2 separate regions of the Homo sapiens genome follow, and region 1 is linked to region 2. The links are chromatin loops, found by intact Hi-C in ENCODE. Cell type or tissue: PC-3. All regions are shown on one strand.

Region 1 (8,000 bases), 1.2 Mb before region 2:
CTATCTTTCTCATTAGATCTGGTAGCATTTGCTTTATATATCTGGGTGTTCCAGTGTTGGGTGCATATATATTTACAACTGTTATGTCCTCTTGCTGAAATGATACCTTTATCTTTATATAATGACCTTGTTTTTCTCTTTGCACTGTTTTTGACTTAAAGTCTATTATATCTGATGTAAGTGTATCGTTGACTCTTAAACAACATAGGTTTGAATTGTGCAGGTTCACTTATACATTTATATTTTAAAAACCAAACATCAATAGAAAATACAGTATTCATAGGATATGAAATTTGCATATATGGAGGGCCTACTTTTTGTATACGTGGGTTTCACAGGGCCAACTTCAGGACTTGAGTAGGCACAGATTTTGATGCACGTGGAGTGTCCTGGAACAAATGCCTTGTATATACTGAGTTATGAATGTAGTTATTCTGCCTATTTTTGGTTTCTATTTGTATAGAATATCTTTTTCTGTCCTTTCATTTTCAGTCCATGTGTGTCTTTACAAGCAAAGTGAGTTTCTTGTAGGTAGCATATAGTTGAGTATTTAAAAAAATCTATCCAGCCAATCTCTTTATCATTTAATTGGGAAATTTAATTCATTTATATTCAAGATAAATAGGCAAGAACTTCTGTCATTTTGTTAATTGTTTTCTGTTTTTTTTTGTATGTTCTTTGTTCCTTTCTTTGTCTTTTATTGTCTATCTCTTCAGTTTGGTGGTTTTTTTGTAGTGATGAAATTGGATTCTTTTCTCTTTCTCATTTGTGTATGTGCTCTGCCAGTGAGTTTTAAGCTTTCATATGTTTTCATGATGGTAGTTCATCCTTTCACTTTCAAGTGTAGGACTCCCATAAGCATTTCTTTTAAGACGGGTCTAGTGGTGATAAATTCTCTCAGTTTTTTCTTGTCTGGGAAAGACTTTGTTTCTCCTTTATTTCTGAAGGATAGCTTGCTGGAGTAGTGTTCTTGGCTGGCAGGTTTTTGTTTTTTTTTTTCTTTCAGCATTTTGAATGTTATCATTCCATTCTCTCCTGGCTTGTAATGTTTCTGCAGATAAATCTGCTGTTAGTCTAATAAGTCTTATATGTGACTTGATGCTTTTTTCTTGCTGTTTTTAATATTCTCTTTTTGTCTTTGACTTCTGACAGTTTTAGGAGAATGTGCTTTGGAGAGGACATTTTTGGGTTGAATCCATTTGAAGACCTTTGAGTGTCCTGGATATGGATGTCCATCTTTCTTTCAGGACTTGGGAGTTTTCAGCTAAAATGTTTTCTATGCCCAACTTCGCTCCTTCTGTAACTCTCAATATGTAAAAATTTGTTTACTTAATGGTGTCCCATTACTACCATAGGCTTTCTTCATTCTTTTTTATGTTTTTCTCTTTCCTTTTTTTTTTTGTCTGACTGGGTTATTTCAAAAGTCCTGTCTTTGAGTTTAAATATTCTTTCTTTTGCTTGATGTAGTCTGTTGTTGAAGCTTTCAATTGTATTTTTAAATTTCATTGATTGAATTCTTGTTTTTTTTTTTCTTTTTCCTATCAGTTGGGCAATGTGCTTATTTCATGACAACGTTTGAGGGAGGCATATCTTACACGAGTGTGAACACTCAGTCATCACACTTTATTCATTGTATTCTTAAGCTCTGTTTTTTTTAATGATATATATATCTTTTTGTTGAATTTCTCATTTAGATAATGAATTGTTTTTCTGATTTTCTTGTATTATCTATCTATATTTTTCTTGTATCTCACTGGATTTCCTTAAGATCATCATTTTGAATTCCCTTTCAGGAATTTCGTAGATTTTCTTCTATTTAGGTTTGTTACTGGAGAGTTGTGTTTCTTTGGAGGTGTTGTGTTTCCCTGTTTTTCCATGTTTCTTTTTTTTTTTTAACTTAAAAAAAGTGTTTAAAGAAAGGTATCTATTTTTATTTCTTTATTTATCCACCTAGAGACAGGGTCTCACTCTGTTGCCCAGGCTGGAGTACAGTGGCGCGGTCTCGGCTCATTGCAACCTCTGCCTCCTGGTTCAAGCAATTCTCCTGCCTCAGCCTCCTTAGTAGTTGGGACTACAGGTGTCCACCACCACGCCTGGCTAATTTTTGTTATTTTTAGTAGAAATGTAGTTTCATCATGTTGGCCATACTGGTCTCAAACTCCTGACCTCAAGTGATCCACCTGCCTGGGCCTCCCAAAGTGCTGGGATTGCAGGCGTGAGCCACTGCACCTGGCCTGTTTTTCCATGTTTCTTTTGTTCCTACATTGATATTTGTGTGTCTAGTAGAACAGTCGTATCTTCCCCTTTTATGAATTAACTTTTGTAGGGAAAGACTTTTTTCTCTATGTATCAGTTAGGTTAGGTGTTTGGTTTAGCTTCTGGTTGGGCACAGATGTGTAATTGCCTTGTGATTTCTTTGGCTGTAATCAACATCAACAGTGTCTGTATGTGCCTCAGTGGCCTTGACTTTGGGGTTTGTGGAGACAGTGGCATGGTTTTGCTGGGAACAGGGATTGCCAGATGGGTTAGTTGTCTGTCCCTGGTGGGTGAGCATGGTGCATGGTAGATCCTCCATGGGAGGGGGAAGGGTTGCTGGTGGTGTCAGTTGTCTTGGTCCATATGGGGCACATGTGGCACATGGTTGCTCTACTGCTAGATAGGTCATGGTTGCTTGAGGTGATAGATGCTGGCCAGGCTAATTCTCAGTCTCTGGGGAATGCGTATGTCAGCCTTTCTCTTCCTGGTGGCAGCGTCCCCATTGTACTTGAATGTCTGTTTTTTTTTTTGGAGTGTAGGGTGCTGCATGGACTCAGGTGCTGAGGTCATAGTGGTACCACTGAAACTAGCTGGGGTCATGATCCTGCAGCCTTCTGTGTGGGCATGGTGGGATGATGGCAGATGGCACCCCTAGGATGTGGAGGTGTCTGGGCTATTGGCCTCCAGGTCAGAATGCACACCAGCAGTGGTTCCATTACCAAAATGGTGTCATACTGTAACAGCTTGGGTCTCATGGGATAGGGAGGACTCAGCTTGTGTTTCTTTTCAGGAGCAATTCAGCTGTGTATACTCCAGGCAGGTTCCTATACTGAGCTCAGGGTCTGTGATTACAGGTATTTGTGATGGTAATGGCGACTCTTGGGTGTCCCCCACTTAACCTTTTGCCCACAATGGGAAGTCCCTGTCAGCTCTAAGCTGATTCCATCTGGATGCTTCACTTCCCCCTCTAAGCTGCCATGCAGAGTTTCTGTGCCTCAGAGGGTTTTTGTCACTTCCTTGCTGAATTTTCATGTTCTCTCTTAGACATTCTACCTGAAGTGCTGTTATTTGTTGTTTTGATTCTTCTCTGCGGAGGAGACAAGGATTGGGCACCTCTAGTTGGCCATCTTGATGACATCTAACCAGTATTTTCTAGTTAAGATTTTAATTTCTGTGATTTCGCTCTGGTGATAATGGGATTGCTGAGTGGGTCAGTGTCAATTTAGTGGTCTCTAATGTAGAGATTTGTTTGAGATAAATTTACCCCAATATTATTTAACTACCCATGATTGATCTCAATAAATTATTTATCCAGCTTTCAATGCTTGCCTGCCTGGTTGCGCTTTGTAAAATTTCCACTTGGGGGTAGTGTTTCATTGCACAATCAAACAATGCTTTCTTCACTTAAGTATCACGTTTTCTAATTTGCTTTTGAACTTTCTTGTGCTTAAAAAGGGTCATAAAAGACTGTTAACTGTCTTAAAATCTTGATTTTTTTAACTGGTTGTTTCCTGTCATTTGAATAATTGCATTGAAATGAACAATTAATAAGAATTCAGTCTTTTGAGAATCCTAACACTTTTTCCATCTCTTGAGGGATAATACAAGCCTCTTTCTATTATTTTGTGTCTTGTAACATTTTTATTTTCAGTAAGACTTATCATATTATACTATCAAAAAAAAATCTCAGTCCACATTTTGAAAAACTCATTTCCTGTTTTTAAAAAGTTAAGTGAAAATATATATGCCTTAGCTAATTTTAGGCATTGGCTTTTTCTCCATATTATCCCATTACTTATTTATCCAATTCCACTTTCAACTCTCACCCCAGTTTTAAAAAGAGCAGTTTTTCAGAAGAAAAAAAAATCTTGTTTAAAAAAAATTGTGTTAATCATAACTATTACATTTTCATGTATACCATTATGCTATTTATTAATTAGTAACTTTTTTATTGTTACAGCTTTCAAAATCTATGCAATAACCCTATGGAGAAGATCATTTCACAATGCAGATTCTTTGTTTCAAGTAATTCTCTTAAGTTCTGTTTTTCCAAGTTATTTGGCATTTATCTATGTATCTTTTTATTAGTTTTTGCATGTTATTTTGTAAATTTTTTCATAAATTATTGTGTAAATTAACTTTGATATTTGTTCTTATTTGATTATGTTGGCTTGGATATACACTTTATGCTAAAATCTGTGTATTACTGTGGCCATCGCATACTTAACTTTCAATAGATTATAAACTCTTTGAGGGCAAACACCATTCTTATACATTTGTGTGTCCCTCTGTAGATTTTCCTGCAAATAGTAAATTATCAATTAATGTTTGTAAATATATAATTGGATATAGGGAGATGTTTTATGGTAAGTGTCATCAGTTAAACATATGAACATGGAGTTATGGTATAAATTAGTGACTAAACATATATTGGTTCTGTATGTAATTTTTGACCTCTTTTGAGAAATAGTTTTTATTTCTTTCATTTTAGACACTGTGTGTTGTAAAAACTTAAAATATGATTTTCTAATATTTTAAGCTCATGCGTGTTTCTTTTAAAATCACCATTCTTATACATAAAGACTTTCTTATGGAGAAGATATTTCAACATTGTGTGCTTAATCTTTAAAAACTTTTTTATTGTGGTAAGAATACTTATGACATCTATCCTCTTCACAAGGTTTTAAGTGTACAATATAGTATTGTTATAGGTATGTTGTATAGCCGATCTCTAGAACTTATTTATCTTGCATAATTGAAATTTTTTTTTTTTTTGAGACAGAGTTTCCACTCTGCTGCCCAGGCTGGAGTGCAGTGGCACGATCTCAGTTCACTGCAACCTTTGCCTTCTGGGTTCAAGCGATTCTCCTGCCTCAGCCTCCCGAGTAGCTGGGATTACAGGTGTGCATCATCACGCCCAGCTAATTTTTGGATTTTTAGTAGAGACGGGGTTTCACCATGTTGGCCAGGCTGGTCTTGAATTCCTGACCTCAGGTGATCCACCCGCCTCGACCTCCCAAAGTGTTGGGATTACACGCATGAGCCACCGCGCCCGGCCCAACGTAATTGGTACTTTATACCCATTGGTTATCAACTCTCCATTTCCAGCATCTCACTAGTTCCTGGCAACCATCATTCTATTTTGTGATTCTATGAGTTTTGATATTTTAGATACCGCACATAAGTGGAATCATGCCAGTATTTGTCCTTTTGTGACTCACTTATTTCGTTTAACATAGTGTCTTCAGAGTTTATTCATATTATCACATATTGCAGTATTTTATTCTTTTTAAATGCAGAATTACGTTTCATTGCTTGTATATACCCCATTTTCTTTATTCATTCACCTATCCATGGACATTTAGGTTGTTTCCACATCTTAGCTATTGTGAATTGTGTTGCAGTGAACATTGGAGTGCTAATATCCTTTGTTATTTGAAGAGAATTTCAAGTCAGTTTTTCTTCTGATTTCAGTTCTTTTGGATAAAGATGTGGAAGTAGGATTGATCGATCTTATAGTAGTTTTGTTTTCCTGTGTATTTAATCTTAAAGCGATTTTCACATTTTTTCTTTTCTTTTGCTGAAAAGTGGATGAATCTTTTTTTTTTTTTTTTTTTTTTTACTTTTCTTCCCTGCTCCTTTTTTTTTTTTTTTTTTTTCCTGGAAAGGGTCTTGCTCTGTTGCCCAGGCTGGAGTGCAGTGGCATGATCATAGCTCACTGCAGCCTTGATTTCCCAGGTTCAAGCAATCCTCCCACCTCAGCCTCCCAAGTAGCTGGGACTACAGATACATGCCATAATGCCCAGCTAATTATTTTGGTTTTTAGTAGAGATGAAATCTTGCTATGTTGCCCAGGCTGGTGGTCTTAGACTCCTGAGCTCAGGTAGTCCTCCCACCTTAGCCTCTCAAAGTGGTGGAATTACGGGTATAAGCCACCATGCCCAGTCTTCTTTACTTTTTGAAAGAGGAAAAACACTGCACAGTTAAAAATTTCATGAGAACAACCTGTATTTAAATAGTTTTGCTGTTTCTTTATGTCTGTATTCAAAAATGAAGAGGAATGTTTTGAAAATGGCTGTGTTGTGTTTAGTAAGATGGGATAGGGTAGGAAGGAACTGGGCAGATGACTGAAGAGATGTGCTAGTAATTAGAATTTCATTTTCCACACACACACACACACATTTTGAAAGTCTAGAATAATTAATTGTTGTTTGCTTGTTTTTGCATTACAGTGAATGATTTGGGAGGGGACTTCAAAGGAGTTGGTAAAGGCTCCTTAGCTGCTGATAAGGTTGTTGAAGAAATAAGAAGGAGAGGTGGAAAAGCAGTGGCCAACTATGGTATGGTATTTGAGAGAACTATACTATTTATTTTCCTTCAACTAATGCTATTTGTCACATTAATAATCTTTGAGCAAATATCTCAGTATTCCAGTATAATTATGATTTTCTAAGTCTGCCAAAGTTTTCTGACTACATATTTTATATATGTGAGAATTGTTAAAACTTTTGATGTAGACTATTTCATGATTCTAAGCTTTGTTCTATTGTTTACTATTTTTATTAGTGAGCACATGATATAATTAGTAAATTATTGTAGATATGGATATGTTCTTCTGAGTTCTGTTGGGTGAATAGTATTTGTCGTGTACTCTGACCCACAGAATTTAGAAGTCCTTTGGAAGGGAGGTTGCCGAAATTTCATACAAATTTTCCTTTCCCTCAGATTCAGTGGAAGAAGGAGAGAAGGTTGTGAAGACAGCCCTGGATGCTTTTGGAAGAATAGGTGATGTTTCTTTGTGTTATGGCTCTTGTGGAGCAACTTCTACCTTCCTAATGAAATATTTTTAAGTTGACTTTCATTTACTAAACAGATACCTCTTTCCTCATAATCACATTTTAAAATTTGATTTATAAGTTAATTATTGTACTTATTTCATAAAGGGTTTAATTGAGGTGGCAATTTTATGGATATAGTGTTGAGTTTGTTTTTTTGCACCTTAAGTGCTTTAAAAAACTTACGAGCGTTTACTCAGTGCCCTTTTTAAAATAATTCAGTTAAACCTCAAAGATGTTTATAAGATTAAAAAATAAACCAATATTTTGGCAATAGAGTACCCAGTGGATTCTTTTGGATAATTATAATAATTTGGATTAAAATAATCCAATATCTTGCAAATTACTTAAGATGATTTCTCTATAATAAAAATCTTAATTTTTAAGAAGTATTTCAAATAAATTGTTGAGTTTGTTATTTCTGTAGCTAATCTTCCCAGTTTAGTCCCACACACTCTTAATAAAAGATTATTTAACTACTAGATGGAGACATCACGGAACATAAGCCCAACATGTTTACAATCTGAAAAACATTACTTATTCTTAATTGAATGTGCTCTCCCTTTTTTGTTTGGTCTATTACACTTATTTTTCTAATTTTGTTTGATTGAACTCATAAGAACCATGTTCACATATCGTCTGACAGGGATAGAAACCACAAAAATGTGAAATCATAGGGTGAAAATAGCCACAAGAGGGTTGAACCTTAAAAAATAATTATTTTCTTTCATAGTGAGAAAATAATTATGTATCAAGATAAGGCATCAGTTTGTAACTCTAATGGTTTTCTTTTTGGACTTTTTACTTTTGAGTGGCAAGGGAAAAATGTAACTTTAACTTGCTAAGTGAATTTTGAGGTTAAGTGTAGAATGGCTTATGGTTCTGATTCCTTAGAACCTAAGAGTTGTA
Region 2 (8,000 bases):
CTACTGGACTTTCCCTGGCGTTCGAGGCTGTGTTCCTAGTAGAATTGCCACAAAGTGTGTACCTTATTCAATTTATAAGATATTCTTTAAAAGTTGTCTGAACTGACTGAATTTACATTTGCACTGACAATGCATAAGTTCCAATTATAGATATCATCACCAACAATTGGGATTATCAGGTTGTTTCATTTTTACCAAATCATTGAGTTTGAAATGTTATGTTGTTTTCTCAAGTTTGCATGACCTCAATTACTAGTAAGACTGAGTGTGTGGTTTTTAGTGTTTGGAAATTTGTGTTCACTTCACGTGAATTGCTACTTCATAATCTTTTTTCCACTCGTGTGTGTGTACACATGAACATAAACTCTAAATTATGTTTTATTTATTTATTCACCTAAGTTGGTATAGATACTATATGTTGCTTTGCTTAAGAAAGATTTGGACTAAGTTCTGTGCTTGGAATTAACATGGCTGCATCAGGTTGCATCTGGATATTTGCCTGATAATATCTTATTTCTATAACTTTATATTGTCTTTCTGTGTCTCTTTTTGGCAGCAATCACTACTTTTATACATTATTTTAATCTATTTACACTCTTGTAATTGCAAATATATTGGCATCATTTATTCTATTGTATAGAGTGACTTTCATTTACGATGCTTTTCGTTGTCATTTTTTAAGATTTCTTATTTTCTGCCTTGTTAGATTTATTGAGTTTCCTTTGCTCACTTTTTATTTCTTATTTATTTTGGAAGTGATAATTTTATATCTGTTATTTCAATAGTTTCTGCAAAATTTACACATGCACTTTTGACTTAATAAAGTTAATCAGTATCAGATAGATAATAATTTTCCTCACACACACAACAAAGACAATGAACTTAAATAGTTTAATTCTGATTGTCCTACAGACATGTTCTTTTTCCTAGTATTTAGCTTCACATTTTTCTTACCCTGTCCCAAATTAGTCATTAATATATTATGTTTTGTAATCAATGCATAACTTGACTTACTTGTTTACCAATGCCTTTGTTTATCTATGCTTCTTGCATTCCAGTTCTTCCTTCTGATTATTTACCTTTCACTGAATTTTCATTTATCAATACTTTCAATACTGAGCTATAAGAGCAATACTCTCTCAGTCTTTGTTGTCTAAAAATGTCTATTTCTCTCACTTCTATATCAGTTAAACTATATTAACATTCCCAATTATTTTTCAGTATGAACCTATTCCTAAATTTTCTTGGGACCACTGTTACTTGTGGGAAGATCTGTCAGCTTAATTTTTGTTACTCTATAAATACTTGGTGTTCCCTTTTTTGTGGTTGTAAAACTTTTATCATTGCTTTTCAGTGTTTTCTGGTTTCACTATGGTATGTCTGAGTGAGAGTTTGTTTATATTTTCTTGTTTGAAACTGTGTACTTTAGAGGACACTTCAGTTCTGAAAGTACTAATTCATTGTCTGTTTGAATACTACATCTCTCACTTCTGCAACTCTTTAAAAGAAAAATATGTGGTACTTTATCATATCATCTCAAAGGCTCTCACAGGATAGCTGCTACCTAACTATCCAACCTCATCTCTCACAGTGCCCTTGAGCCAAAACAGTCTTTAAATCACTCACACTCAGGTGATCTCTTCTGTCAGAGGACCTTTATCAGGCTCTTTTCTGAGCAGACTGCTTGAACCACTCTTCTGCCAGTAAGCTCCAACTCATCCTTACAGAATGCTTCACTAACCTTTCTGATGGGGTCTTCCTCTTCTCTTATAACATCTTATATTCTTCAGAGCGCTTGAGCTAGTTGCACTTTTAAAATTACTTGTTTGAAGATCTAGTCAAAGTGAGGCCCTTTCATGGATTGTCTGCTCCATGAAAGCAGTGTTTTGTTTGTTTTTTATTCTCTTGGAATTTTATAGGCACTCAGGAAATAACGTAGAGACTGAAACCAGGTAGGAAGCATAAAACCAGCAGGAACTGAGGTGGCATTTATTCATCTCTGAAAATCAGCTTCACTGCCCTCCTAAAAGACCTGTTTTCTCTCATTTGCTGCAGAATTTACTATGATAAAATGTGTGGGGTAGATAACCTCCAGGTGAAATAGGACAAGGACCCATGAGCCAAGACTGTCTCTCTACCTCTCACATTCTTTAGATAGCCTTTCACTTTAGTTTCTAGACAGAGCTTGAGAATATGCAACCAACTCAGTGGTCATTTATGGATAAATTCTTTCCTTCCCATTTTCTTCTAGAATAACTGAATAAGTTTTGAAGTAACAACCACTTCCAAGAATCAAATTGGAGAGAAAATGCTTTTGCTCACACTTAAACTGAAGAAATAACCCTCGGAGCATTTACTTAACAAATATTTGCTGAGCCCCTAATTAGTACCGGTTGTTATGTTAGGCCTTTAGAATGCAATAGGAAAAATTTTAAGGATGTGTCAGAGTTAACCTGACTAAGAGAAGAAGGAAGAGCATTTCAAGAAGAAATAATGGTTTGTGCAAACATTCTGTGGCAGGAAGCAGACAAGCAATTTTGAGGGCCTAAAGAATACCAGAGAGATTGGGAACAGAAATACAGAGTTGAGGACTGAGAGTTATTTAGGAGCATGAGACAATGACTAGAACTGACTCATACTAGCTAAAAATCAATCATATTTTTTAAAAATTTTGTGAGCTGGTTGGTTGTTAAACACAACAGTTACTAAAAGTGAAACTGGGCTGAAGCGAGTGGATCATGAGGTCAGGCGTTTGAGACCAGCCTGGCCAACATAGTGAAATCCCGTCTCTTTTTGTATTTTGTAAAAATACAAAAAATTAGGTGGGTGTGGTGGTGGCTGCCTGTAATCCCAGCTACTTGGGAGGCTGAGGTGGGAGAATTGCTTGAACCTGGGAGATGGAGGTTGCGGTGAGCTGAGATCGCATCACTGCACTCCAGCCTGGGCGACAGTGTGACACTCCGTCTCAAAAAAAAAAAAAAAAGTGAAACTGTATAAACAAACTAATTACATTAAAAACAAAGGTTTTCTAATTGTTCCCTGTTATTTTTAATTATTTTACTGCAGTTCACTATTATTTGTGCTCCTGAGTTTATTTATGTATAGTACACTTTTTAATTGTATGCTACTGTACATTTATTCCCAACCTCAGGTTCAGTAATGTCACATGACTAACCTGAAATCAACCACAGTGGAATTTTACACAAAACCTTTCAAATGAAGACTTCCTTACACTGCCAAGAGCCAGCTGATAAACACCAGTATTCCATTGAGTGAGACTATGCAGAATCCTGAAGTCTGTTTTCAGAATTGATCTTTATCACAGGAGAAATGAGCAGACATAGAAAGGATTTAAACAGGGAGTTAACAAAAGCACACTTCTGCTTCAAAAAAAAAAAAAACCAAAAAAGTCATTGAGACTACTGAAATGAAAAAAAGCAAAGTGGCTTTGGATAGTCCATACAGTAAATCATAGAGGCTCAGAGTAGGATGACAGAAGTGAAAATGGAGGAAAGTGAATGGATTTAAGATTCGTTATTTAGGAGCTAAAATAGAAGGACTTGTTCTCCTGACCAGAAGGTGAGTGAAAGGGTGATATCAAATAGAGTTTCTGGATTTCTGATTATTCAGATGTGAGGTTTGTGCTGTCATTTGCTAAAATAGAAAATACTAGAAGAAATTTGTTGAATTTACTATATTTGTTGAATGTTTTGAAACTGCTGAGTTTGCAGGCCTTCGAGACATCCAAAGACTGAGCCCTGGTGGCCTTTACCTGCCTGGTGGAATCAATCACTTAAGAGCCTCATGAGGAGGAAGTAAAGTCTATATCCTGTCCAACGTCTAGATGCTTTTGGTGTTTTCATTTTGAGCCCAATCCTGCCACCATGTGACAAAGAGCCAACTTCACAGTTGATTAAACTTAGACCTAAGTAAGAGAGGAGGGAAAAATCTCCATATGGAATAAATGTGATGGAAATGTGTGAAATGAAGGAACTGTCTCCTTACATAAACTATTTTTAAAACAATCCATAACTTTTCCATTCTCATATGTGTATAACAGTGCAGGTATGGTGGCTATGAGAATGGCCTCCAAGACCTCTGAATGCAGAGTGTAAATGACTGAGGACCCTGATGCTGTACTCTGAAAGTCAGCATTTGAGCAGTGACCACACTGCTGCTCCCAGCCAATGACTGAACAGGGCAGAGACAGTAAGGTTGCCCTGTTATGGGAGATGTCAGACTCCCCAGTATCCTTGCCAAAGTCTCCTTAGAACTGCATTGTCTAAGATACTTCCATTCAATGTTCCTATCTTCACAACCTCTCTCCTTAACGTGGGTTCCCACCTGTCTTATGCTCTGATGCCTCTGCCAGCCTTATCTGAGTCCCTGGCTCCTCTGCCTGGTACCTGTAGTAGCCCTTGACTGGTGTGACTTCCTGTCATTCACCCAGTGATAGTAAACATCTGCTTTGTATTAGTTTAGGGTCCTGGGCCCAGATAATTTTCTTTCCCTTTCTCCAAGGCGAGACAGCTTTTGCTTCTACCCTCTCTCAGAAGCAAAATATCTTTGCCTGTGTCTTACAGGTTGGAGGGTTTCTTGCTACTGCACCAGTAAAGGTTCTGCTTTATAAGGGAGAACAGTCTGAGAAGTAAATGGGGTTTTGTGCCTGTGTGCCCACCAGGGGCTCTCTTCCATCTCTTTCCTCCTCTCAGCATGAGAGGTCTGTGTAAAGGAGGCCATGAGTGAGTACAGATGATACTGTGTCTGAGACTCCCAAGGATTCTAAATTGTCATAATAGCACATATTCAACCTTTAATTAGTCATCAAAGTTTTAGTTGCTTTCTTCATTCACTCTGATGGTTGCTGCCTTTTTTTCCTGTGATTTTCTAAAGGTTGAACAGTTGATGTTTTCTGTATATCCTCAGAGGGCTTGAAACTCTCAACAGTTGAGTTCATTTGGTTGCCTTGTGAGGTCAAGTCTCTGTTGGTCTCAAGAAAATTATGATTTTGCAGATTATCTTTTTTTTTAATTTCAAGATTGGAAGCAATGTTCTCCTACAGCTTTCTGCATGTTAAGCAGAAGGGAAATGCCCTCTGATTATTTTTAAAAATCAGTTATATTCCTGCATCAGGTTTCATATTTTATGGGTGGGTATATCAGAGTCAGAAATAGAATGTATATATAAATCATATGTTATGTTCTAAGCATGTTAAATTATATTATCATACAGTTGGTCCTCTGTGTGATGGTCACTATTCTGTAAATTTATTGACTGAAAACATCAAGCAGCAATGGAATGTTCAGTTCAATATCAGTTAAGGCTTCCATAGCAGATTTCCCCTAGACAAAAATAAATTGTTTCTAGTATACTTTGTTTGGGTCATTCTTCAAAACAATTACCTTGTCCTTTCCACTAGGTGGTTGACCAGATTGACACCCTGACCTCTGACCTACAGCTGGAGGATGAGATGACTGACAGCTCCAAAACGGACACGCTGAATAGTAGCTCAAGTGGCACAACAGCCTCCAGCCTAGAGAAGATCAAAGTGCAGGCTAATGCACCGCTTATTAAACCCCCAGCACACCCGTCTGCTATCCTCACGGTCCTGAGAAAGCCAAACCCTCCACCACCTCCTCCAAGGTTGACACCTGTGAAGTGTGAAGACCCCAAAAGGGTGGTTCCAACTGCCAATCCTGTAAAAACCAATGGCACCCTTCTACGAAATGGAGGCTTACCAGGTGGACCTAACAAAATTCCAAATGGAGATATCTGCTGCATACCCAACAGTAACTTGGACAAGGCTCCAGTCCAGCTTCTGATGCATAGACCTGAAAAAGACAGATGTCCCCAGGCAGGGCCTCGAGAACGAGTTCGGTTTAATGAAAAAGTACAGTACCATGGCTATTGTCCTGACTGTGATACCCGGTATAACATAAAAAACAGGGAGGTCCACTTACACAGTGAACCTGTCCACCCACCGGGAAAGATTCCTCACCAAGGCCCTCCCCTCCCTCCTACACCCCATCTCCCTCCTTTCCCACTAGAAAATGGGGGAATGGGAATAAGCCACAGTAACAGCTTCCCCCCTATCAGACCTGCAACTGTGCCTCCTCCCACTGCACCAAAACCACAGAAGACGATCTTGAGGAAGTCAACCACTACAACCGTGTGATGTATGCCATTAAAAAAATTGTTTTTTTAATTTTCTATATTATAAACATAAAATAAGTAATGAGCACTTTCTACTCAAGCAATAAAAAGCCCAAATATATTAATCCTGCATTCAGCAAAGTGGCATAAAAATCACCTGGTAAGTATGCAGCACATTGCTTATATCCTGGGTATGCATTATTTTAAATGTTGTATCATTAAAAACCTCAGAATGATGAAAAATATGAATGATGCATTGTTTTTGCAATTGACCTATGACAAACTGTGAACCTGCAGATTTCACCTATTTTGATTTACTATAAGAGCTGGGATTTGATTCATTTTATTTATGCCTAAGTCATCTATGCATTAACATGTCATATTCTTAACTTTGATCTAATGCTTTTTACTAGGAAATTTTAATACTGAAGGACTATTTTATTATTTTTTTCTAAAGATGTTTGTCACTAGTTTTTCATTATTAAATGCTGAGGCCAATACCAAGAAGTTTATTTTCTATATTATACAATTATGAATTACATGCTCAGCTATATATGTAATAAAATACTTTGGTCTGTGGAAATATTGTTAAATCAATAAACAATAGTAAATAATGACAAAAGCAAATGTTCCTCAGAATTAAAATGAAGTAGTGGTTCATTTAATCTCACTTAACATTCCTCAATATGGGCAGCAAATCTGACAGAGTTTGGAGAAGTTACAGTGAGTGTATATCAGAATTTTCTAAATGAAATATCATATTCCACATCATAAATCAAAATCTACACACTACATATTTTATACTTCCATTTGGTACTTCAAGAGCCTTCTGTTGAACTCTCCCTATGTTGCCAAGCCCTCCTCATACTCAGCATTCTTCCAGGATGTACCCTAAACTATTACATTGAGGCTGTAGGGTGTTTTGCCTCCTGCATTAGCAAGCTCTCTGCCTCCCCAAGTGGACCCACATTTATAGGAGAATTATAGGGGGATATCTGAATGCTTCTGGTATCAGGATGTGTTCAGCATTTGGCGTAAGTTTTTCCCCCTCAGAGTTGAAAGATACCATGGGCCGTTGCTGTCTTCTAAAAGAAAGAGAAGAAATCTTTCCTTCTAACATCAAATAAAAATCCTCCTCTTCCGTCTTATCTACCAACTTAACAAACTTTACCCACCCATGGTCCAAATTTAACTTCCAATTTTATTAATTTCAACTGATGAGATATTTTGTCCTGGAGCTGGAAATGAGTTTCTCTCCCCTAGAGTTATGATGAGGACAGGTTCCTGAAAACAAAATTGGTTCATTAGTGGTAAGAGTAGAGGGAGTCATCTTTTGTGGAAATGTATTTATGGCATAACTTGATAAAGAATCCAATGACTTTTATGAATAGTTGGCTTTTGATCTCAAAACTGTAATCTTTGCACAGGCAGATAGCCTTCAATCGTATTTCTTTCCTGCCTTTTTCAAGCTAGATCATGGTAATTTGAATAGTGTTTTTGACAGCTTCCTATTAAAAATGATTATATATTTTAGATGGAATACAAAAAGAAAATAGGCCTTATTTTTTGAAGGAACAATCAAATGAGTAAAAAACAGAATGTCATGTTAAATATTTACTCAGCATGCGTTATGTTTCATAGGTGTTGGACATGAAGATAATGAAAGCAAAATAATCCGACTTACAATAATCAGAAAGTTACAAAACAGATCCATAATCAAGAAAGACCATAATCTAAAATTTGTTATCTGTATTATTAATATGTTTAATAGATATGAGCCAGGTAAATTATAGACTTATTAAATACCAAAATAATGTGTTCTTAACTTTTTAATGCATGCATTTAGT

What was found. A loop is a pair of places that touch in the nucleus more often than their neighbours do. Peaks named below come from ENCODE experiments on the same cell type or tissue, not always from the same donor. Only the 100,000 strongest peaks of a DNase experiment are listed, where the experiment ranks them.
Region 1: it touches region 2 in a loop (10-fold over the local background); 2 of 110 quality-filtered maps call a loop at or near these places.

What each region holds. Positions count from the first base shown.
Region 1 is chr5:119,467,420-119,475,419 of GRCh38, forward strand. It overlaps HSD17B4 (hydroxysteroid 17-beta dehydrogenase 4), which reads left to right. Exons shown (of 24, transcript NM_000414.4): 3 at 6,489-6,596; 4 at 6,982-7,041. It also overlaps the pseudogene LOC124901215. Among named protein-coding and RNA genes, the nearest start is that of HSD17B4, 19 kb to the left of the region's middle. RefSeq lists enhancers at 2,407-3,138, 3,139-3,870. In PC-3, CTCF peaks have their summits at 3,607 (motif pointing right) and 3,608 (motif pointing right); no DNase peak of the experiment used is centred here.
Region 2 is chr5:120,680,535-120,688,534 of GRCh38, forward strand. It overlaps PRR16 (proline rich 16), which reads left to right. Exons shown (of 2, transcript NM_001300783.2): 2 at 5,420-6,780. The coding sequence ends at 6,175. Among named protein-coding and RNA genes, the nearest start is that of PRR16, 220 kb to the left of the region's middle. In PC-3, CTCF peaks have their summits at 3,892 and 4,701; a DNase peak (open chromatin) is centred at 2,527; H3K4me3 peaks cover 2,031 bases; H3K27ac peaks cover 2,787 bases.